2 separate regions of the Homo sapiens genome follow, and region 2 is linked to region 1. A link is an interaction called in ENCODE POLR2A ChIA-PET data of the cell type or tissue named here. Cell type or tissue: PC-9. All regions are shown on one strand. Links, peaks and the distances in the headings refer to the core of each region. The heading gives the core; the rest is flanking DNA.

Region 1 (4,398 bases), core at 246-4,245:
AGAAAACCACTCCCATGATCCAGTCACCTCCCAGCAGGCCCCGTCTCCAACACTGGGGATTAGAATTCCACCTGAGATTTGGCCAGGGACGCAGATCCAAACCATATCAACATCTGACCTCTAGAACTGTAAGATCATAAATCTGTGTTGTTTTAAGCTGCTAAATTTGTGGTAATTTGCTATAACAGCAATAGGAATCTAATACATATAGAAACCAGTTCACAAACTACACTACTGAGAGTTCAGAGTTTTAGAACTCACTTGTTCTGGTGACTATAGAAGCATCCTGCATCTGCTGCCACTCCAATGGATATCAATGTTCCCAGACAGCTGGGTCTATTCCCTCATCTCCAAGTGCATCTTCCAAGCCTTCCTGCCTCTCTGCACGAATGCTTTTACTGTTCCCTTCTTGTGAAATGACCTCTTGTTATTCTGTTCAGATTCCTTTCCAGCCAGCAGGTTCACTTGTTTCTATAGGTGCACGATTGTCTCTTTGTTCTGTATTACAGTCACTTGGCTGAGAGAAGTCACCTATCTTGGATTAGTTGTAGAAAACTACATACTCTCTTGTGAGCAAATATTTTCCATGTAAGTGAGTCCCAAATCTAAGTATGGCCAAGAGTTGAGACGAGAAAGTTCAATTTCAACTCAATAAACACTTGGTGAATAGCAGCTATCTTCATGGCAGGGAGATTATTGAAAGAAGAATGAGGCTTGCTCCCACGGAGCTCACATCCTTGTGGGTATGACAGATGAGGACATAATACAAGGCAGTATGACAAGGGCTACAAATGACATAAGAACAGAGCTTTGGCATCAGAGGGATCTAATTATTGATATCACATATATACCTATATATGTTAATTTTATGTTATTCTTTATTTCCTCATATTGATGAAAAACTATTTTTATCTGAAACAGTGTGAAAATTAATATCTACTTCACAAATTGCTGTGAGGATTAAATGAAAAAACTAAAAGGTGGATATCCTGATTAGGTCAACAAAATATGCTGAGTTCCTAGTATGCGTTGGGCACTATTCAAAGTTCTGGGAATAGGCTGGGTGTGGTGGCTCACACCTGTAATCCCAGCACTTTGGGAGGCTGAGGTGGGCAGATCACCTGAGGTCAGGAGATCGAGACCAGCCTGGCCAATATGGGGAAACCCCATCTCTACTAAAAATACACACACAAAAAAAATTAGCTGGGTGTGGTGGTGGGCACCTATAATCCAAGCTACTTGGGAAACTGAGGTGGAAGAATCGCTTGAAACTGGGAGGCAGAAGTTGCAGTGAACTGAGATCTCACCACTGTACCCCAGCCCGGGTGCCTCAGAGTGAGACTTGGTCTCAAAACAACAACAACAACAACAACAACAACAACAACAACAACAAAACAAAGTTCTGGGAATACATTTATGAATGAAACAAAGTCACAGTGTTTCTGCATCTTATAGCAGGAAGAGACACACAATATGCAAATAAATGAATAAATATAAATCAATGAAAAATGCTATAAAGTAAAAAAAAAAAAGCAAGGTATAGGGTCATAGAATGACTGGGGGATTGAGGAGAGAGGCAGAGAACAAGTTCCAACATCAGTGCAAAATTCTTGACACCAAGGGCTTACTATAGAGATGTTAAGTTCCCATCATTTTAGAAAAGAATTCCACTTTGTGGATTTCACAAAATGGAATGGAGGAGGTAGTAGTTGGGTTTTAAGGTTGAGGAAGATTTCAGTAGGAAAGGTCTTAAAACTAGAGAAGAAAAGGCATATAGACATGAAGATCCCCAAGTATGTGTATGTGTTATTTCTGATAAAGTGCCTTATTGTCCACATTTGTCAGACCATATTTGTATTCTGTTTTTGAGTAAGGGGTTGTTAATATCACTTAGAGCTTTGGTCTAAAGCTAGGAAGCATTCTCTCCAGTGAATGAGCAAATTGCCTCTGTATCTTTTTATACTTCAGCCAGCCTTGAATGTTTGGGCCAAACTGTTGACCCAGGAAACTGGACCACCAGGCAGGCTCTCAATAATCAAGTTTTATCTGTATTTCCTCTGTAACTATCCTTTTCTCTCTTTAAAAAAAAAAAAAAAAAATTGGCTGCTCTTCTAGTAGAACGAAGCCCTCCTTGATTGCCAGAGATATTTGCCTAGCTTATTTTAATAAAATTAATTTGCTAGGTTAGAATTTCCAAGACAAACTCAGCTTGAGGGAAAAAAAAGGAGGGGGAGGAAGGGGAGCAAGGAGGGAAGAGAGGGCAGGAGAGGGCAGGGATACCTTTGGCTTGCCACAGGATGCGCAGACTCTCTCACCAAAGGAAAAGCAAACAAACAGGCCCACTGCCTGAATCATGGGTGTAAACCAGGGCTGTTTCAGACAGCAGGGAATTCCTAAATGCTGACTGGTGTGGCTAACCTACATGAGTGTGCTAAATAGCAGTGCTAATCTTAATTTTCAGTTCTTTTACATTTTATTTTTTTCTTACGGATTTTTTGTTTGTTTGTTTCCTTAAGAACAAAGAGCAGATTTTTTGTCTTATCCTTGTCCTTCCCCTTCTCTGTGCAAATGTCTAATTTCCACTGTTTAAACTTTCCCTTTTCAGGAGCAAGAAGCTGTCTTCCAGCTTTCTCCTTGATCAAACTTCTGTCTCTTCCTGCCCCCGTTACATTTTTGAAAGTATTATCTACTCATATTTCCTCCATTGCCTTATTGCTTATCATTTGCAATCCAGTTCTTCTAGCAATCTGGTTTCTGCTTTCATTAGTCTACTGAAATTATTTTCTCCAAATGTCAAACTTTGCCAACTTGCTAATTTGGATTTCCTGCTCAGAGTTCCTTTTCTTTTTGACCTTTGCATCATCTGAGACCCTATCCACCTCTCTACTTCTAGGTGTATTATATTCCTTTGATTTTTAAAAATCTAGGTATGCATTTAGTAAAATTACTTGTTTTTTTTTTCTCTTACTCCAAAAGTAAACTTTTTTTTGAGACTTCATTATTGAACTTCTTATATTTTCTCTCCTTTGGCATTTTTTTTTCCTGTCTTAGTAGCTCACCTTTCTCTAGAACTGTAGGTCCAAATCTCCAACTACCTGATGAATATTTCCATCTGTGTTGTCTCATCAGTTCCTCATTTTCGCACATCAAGGGTGCATTCCGTCGTCTTCCTCTGATACAGTCAATCAGAGTATCTAAACAAAATTCCCACGATTAATGTATTTCTTTCAAGCAATATAGATGAAAAATGATACATGAAAATAAGATATTCAGGGTGCTTCAATTGCTAGTGCTTTTCATTTTAACTGTTTCTCTGGTAATATTTTAAAGAGAGTTTGGTACAATTTTTTTTTTTTTTTTTTGAGATGGAGTCTCGCACTGTCGCCTGGGCTGGAGTGCAGTGATGCTATCTTGGCTCACTGCAACCTCCGCCTCCTGGGTTCAAGTGATTCTCCTGCCTCAGCCTACTGAGTATGCGGGATTACAGGTGCCTGCCACCAGGCCTGGCTAATTTTTTTTTTTTTGTACGTTTAGTAGAGATGGGATTTCACTATGTTGGCCAGGCTAGTCTCGAACTCCTGACCTCGTGATCCACCCGCCACGGCCTCCCAAAGTGTTGGGATTACAGGTGTGAGCCACCGCACCCCGCCCGCAATCCACCGTGCCGGGTCTGGTACACTTTTATGAGTGAATTGGCACATTTTATAATTGAACATAAGAATTCAAGAGAGTTTGAAACATACCCCTAGCAGATCCTTTAGAAGAGCTAGTCTATTTTCACAGTTATCATTCTCTTATGGAACCTTACCACACTTCTTTACATGCTAAATTTCTAAGTTCCAAGTTGTCTTAACCTGAAAAATATTTTATTTTTTCTTGTACGTTCTTTTGTGAGTATCACAGTTCTCTATCCAGGCTGGGACAATGATGTATTTAAATAATGAATGTTAAAAAAAAATCCCCATTAGCTTTCCCATCTCACCGTCCACCTGATACTCTATTGCACAAACACCAGGATTAGAAATTGTTTTTCCTCCCACGTCTCCAGCTGCAACCCCGCCAGGCACTGAGTGAGGCTTGTGCAGCTTGTCACAGGCAGAGTTTCCTGTCAATAGCAAAAAGGAAGTGGTGCTTTTGGATGAACCTTCATTGTCCAGGGCTGGAACAGTGATCACCAGGCAGTGATAAGGGCGCTTTTTAATCTACAGGATCTGCACGAATCTAACTAACCTTGTTAGGGAGAAGAGGAAAGAAAGGGCGGTCACAAATTGTGTTGGGAACACTCTTTCCTCAGCCTCTTATATCCCAGCAACCAAAAGAATCTAAAACACACTATTTTTTAGTCAGAATGTTTATCTTGCCAAGGCTTTAGATCTTGTTGCTTTGCAAAGTGAATAT
Region 2 (4,398 bases), core at 324-4,323, 150 kb before region 1:
TAACATTTTAGGTCTAATGATTCTTCATTACTGGAGTGTGGGTGGGGGTACTGTCCTGTGCACTGTAGGATGATTATAAGCATCCCCGCTTCTCTACCCAAGTTGAGCCAGAAGCATCCCCCAAATCGTGACAACTAAAACTATCTCCAGACAATGCCAAATATCCCCTGGAAGGGAAGAAAAACTTTCCCTTGACTGAGAACTACCACTCTAGAAAATCGGAATACAATGTAATAAGACACAATTTGAAGTTGAGAAATATTTCTAGCCTAGAATGCTTGTTTATTGCAGGCACTTTTGCCTTGCTGTACTGTGACTTTGTGAGTTCATTCATTTATACAATATTTATGAAGCGTCTACGTTTTGAGGATGGAGTAAGTGAAATGAGGAAACGACCAGGACAAGGTCAATGAGCTAGCCATGGGTAACTGAAAAGGGGACAGTGCCTATAAAATAGAGATGGCCTCTGGCTTCTCAGGCTCACTCAGGAATTATTACCAAGGAAGGGTGATTTCCTTCTATGGTGCACTTACTTTTAAGGTAAGAGAGGAAGTCATTTTCGTACTTGCCTCTCTAAATCACTAACCTCTAGAATTCAGACTGGAATCTTGAGTATTTCTCCCAGGACAATTCCTCAAACCCTTTTCTACATCAAGGACTCCCCATTTGCTGTTGATTTTGCCTGGAGCACTCCTTCAGCACTCTGCACTTGGCTCACTCTAAGTTATTCATAATGTTTTAACCTAAATGTTTTTTCTTCAATGACTTCTTTCTAGCCCCCACCTTCTTTTCTCACCTGGACCTTTTATTTATTTATTTATTTCATCTAGCCTATCACATCCTTATTTAATGTAGTGTGTGTGTATGTGTGTGTGTGGTTATTATTTCTGATACTAGACTCTAAGCTCCCTGGAATGTAGTAGGTAGTAAATTAATATTTGTTGAATAAATGAATGAATTAGTGAATACTGCTATTTACTAAGTTATATTTTTCTCTTTCTCCTGTTTACAAGAACACTAACCTGATAAAATCTCCCAGGGAAAGGAGAATTCTGAATGTGTTATTATCTGGCGTAAGAATTAGTGATTGCATTCATTGATTGAATTTATTTATTCTAATCCAGGCATAATTTTGGCAAAAAGGTGAACAAAATGGAAGACAAATTAATTCAATTTTTGCTTATCATGAAATTTGAGTTAAAACCTACAGATTTTGGCATAGCTCTGCCCGTGGAGATGATGATTTCCTTAAGAATGTTTAGGTGGTCTGGAATTCAAACGCCTTCATGTTTACCTTCAGAATCATATGGCTGGGGTGTTAAGTGATGGAATTAAAATCATGCAGGGGCCTAAATGGTAAACTTTATATGAGTCAGAGAGAAACAAACTCTTTACAGCTAGGTAATGGGAAAATTTGACTCTAAGTAACAGTGTTTCTGCCCTGTAGCTCTTAGTCATCTGATCCTATTGCTCACAGATGGGCTGTTAAAAAACAAAAACAAAACAAAACAAACGATAGAAATGGGGCCATGTGAACTAGGTGAATTTGACAACTGTCAGCACTCAGAAAGTCTGAGCACTTTTTATTTAGCTAGACCTTCTTAAGGCCACTGCTCTAACTAAAGTTGCAAGTAATTATGCACTTCTCTGTCATGTGAACTAAGATGAATTGGCTGGTTGCAAAAACAAAACAAAACAAAACAAAAAAACAAAACAAAACCCAAACCTGAAAGTTTGTAGCCAACTTTGGAACTGATTTTCTGATCCATCTTAGAACAGATACAGCCAATTTGGTGGCAAGGATGATTAGAGGGAAGACCACAGAGTTCTGAGCCCAGATCAGAATGGGAAATGAACTCCAACTCTTGATCTTCTTCAGTACCAAATATTTATTTGTGGTCCTTTTGCATTCAGCATGCCATCTGTTGATAGCTCAGTATTTCAAAGATGATTTAATTAAATACCACGGTCTGTATATTAACAGTGAGGATGTTGACTGGTAAAACCTAGGAAGAGGGTAATAAAAATACTACTGATGAGAGGTCTTCCACTGTCTCTTTGTGTGGGCTTTCTGCACTCTTACAGGCTTCAACTCTTGTATGAATACTGGTCAACTAGAATCTCGGAATTTTATAAATAAAGGCAACTTAGAGATTGTCTGTTTCTGCCTCTTGATTTTATAGATGAAGAAACTACAGTCCAGAGTGTAAGTGCCTTTTCCAAGGCCCAATATAACCCTGGAGGTCCATGTTCAAGAAAGGACTGAAATTCAGTCTTTCATTCTGAGGCTCAGTTTCCTTGTCTGCTCTGAGGAGGGACTGGTATCTTCTCAGTAACCTAAGGTCTCTTTTCTGTGCCAGGAACTGGAGAAAGAATGATGTCTGCCTGTCCCTGGGCCCTGTGAAGATCTCTGTGGCCACTCGCACTTTGGGAATTTTGCTGCATAATTTCGAAAAAAACTAGTGCATGTTGTCAGCTTCATTCCTAGTATGTCTAAGCCATGAACTCAGGTGGGAAAAGGGGGAGGGGGATGATACTCTGGTGTTCTAACTGGCTAAGCTTCCTCTTGGGAAGAATTAAAAATAAACAGGCAAAGGAAAGGAAGGAACCACAGAGCTGGATTACATAAGTGATATGAGATTTGTGCTATGTACAAAGTATATCTCATGTAGTTGCTAAAGCAGTGTGCAAGAAAGAATTTTTTGTAATAGAAATTTGAGTGACAAATATATTCCAGTAAAAATGCCAAGGACCTCCCCAGATGAGGACCTAGTGAAATGATAACTACCCCACTGTGGCCTTTAAGGTCCTGAAAGTCTTGTCATGATAAAGTGTTTAATTATTAAGAAATTCTGAGAGTCTAAACCAGACCCAATTTTAGCTATACATTAGCAGCACCTGAGAGCCTTAAAAAAAGAATACAGAGTTCTGGGCCCCACCACAGACCAATTAAATCAGAATTTCTAGGGTTGGGGTGTTTAAAACAGTGTTTTTAAATGTTCCCCAGATGATTTGCAGCCAGGGTGAAGAACCACTGGTCTAAATTCACAGAACAGCCAGCTTTCGCAGAGACCACACTCTTTCATGAGTTTCTATCACAATAGGGGTTTATACAAGCTGCAAAACTGTGTGAATATGCAACGTGTAGGAGGGAGTGGATGGGCAGGCTTGCCATACAGATAATGCTTCATGCTGACCTTTTGGTATATACAATGCATGCCTTTTGCAGTGTTCTATTTTTCAATGTTTACCACTTGCATTTTCAACCACTGATTGAAACAACGCCACATCAATTCCTCTTTGCCCCTAAACAAACCAAGTATCCTGCTGGCATAGGGGAAAGTGTTCATATGTATGTCTATGTTTAATTATGAGGCTGTGTGTGAAGGCTGTTATGCGCCAGTTAAACTATAACTGTAGAGGCAGAAGGATTTGAGAAGTTATATAGACAAATAAGGAATTTAACACACGACTATTACAAAATAACCTCTGGTGACACATTCCTGGGATTAGCCACTCTTATTACTTGGAAGATCTTCTCTCATGTCACCTAACACTTTTTTTTTTTTTTTTTTTGAGGCAGGCTCTCACTCGGTTGCCCAGGCTGTCATGCAGTGGCACAATCATGGCTCACTGCAGCCTCGACTTCCTGGGCTCAAGCAATCTTCCCACCTCTTGGCCCCCCAAGTAGCTGAGACTACAGGTGCATGCCATCATGCCTGGCTAATTTTTGTATTTTTTTGTAGACATGAGGTTTCACCATGTTGTCCAGGCTGGTCTCAAGCTTCTGGGCTCAAGTCATCTATCCACCTTGGCCTCCCAAAGTGCTGGGATTACAGGAGTGAGCCACCGTGCTCAGCCTACCTAACACTTTTTTAAATAAAAAGCTAAGTGTGCTAGCCTTTCCTATTATTTCTTATCTTGAATGGTAATTGCGTCTGAGCAGTGCTTTTCTTGTAAGTCTCATACTAACCTGACAATAACCAAAGGTAATTGTCATTCCATGTTTCCTTCCAACCCTTCCAATAAATCACCTACACGAAACAGTCCCTCCTCAGCCTTACCCTGGGTTTCCTCTTGGCTCCTTATTCCTTTCCTTTTGCTCTTCCCTAGGGCTTCTCCAGAATCTCTACCTCCCTCTTAAGATCAAAGCAGGAACCTATTCTGAATGAGTCTAACCAAAGCAGAAGAGGTACAGAATCTTGTATGTGACATTCCTTGAAATATTTCATTGTGCTTCTTTTAAATTATCATTAAATTATTTAGATGCTTAATTTTCTGGAACAATTGACAGACCTAGTTTGAGTCCCCACTTACTCAAGGAGGTATGGCATGTGGATTCATCTATGGGTGTGTTTACAATAGTGACTCAACCTGGAGACCTTGGCCCCTTGGAAC

Evidence for each region. ChIA-PET counts read pairs that join two places held together with the same protein. Peaks named below come from ENCODE experiments on the same cell type or tissue, not always from the same donor. Only the 100,000 strongest peaks of a DNase experiment are listed, where the experiment ranks them.
Region 2: POLR2A ChIA-PET joins it to region 1 with 5 read pairs; 3 of 35 experiments call an interaction of 5 or more read pairs at or near these places.

The regions. Positions count from the first base shown.
Region 1 is chr7:116,393,557-116,397,954 of GRCh38, reverse strand. No RefSeq gene overlaps it. Among named protein-coding and RNA genes, the nearest start is that of CAV2-DT, 100 kb to the left of the region's middle. In PC-9, for the core only: no CTCF peak of the experiment used is centred there; a DNase peak (open chromatin) is centred at 2,364; H3K4me3 peaks cover 468 bases; H3K27ac peaks cover 2,192 bases.
Region 2 is chr7:116,540,932-116,545,329 of GRCh38, reverse strand. The region is part of intron 2 of CAV1 (caveolin 1); the gene reads right to left. Among named protein-coding and RNA genes, the nearest start is that of CAV1, 18 kb to the right of the region's middle. RefSeq lists an enhancer at 4,261-4,398 and a silencer at 4,261-4,398. In PC-9, for the core only: no CTCF peak of the experiment used is centred there; no DNase peak of the experiment used is centred there.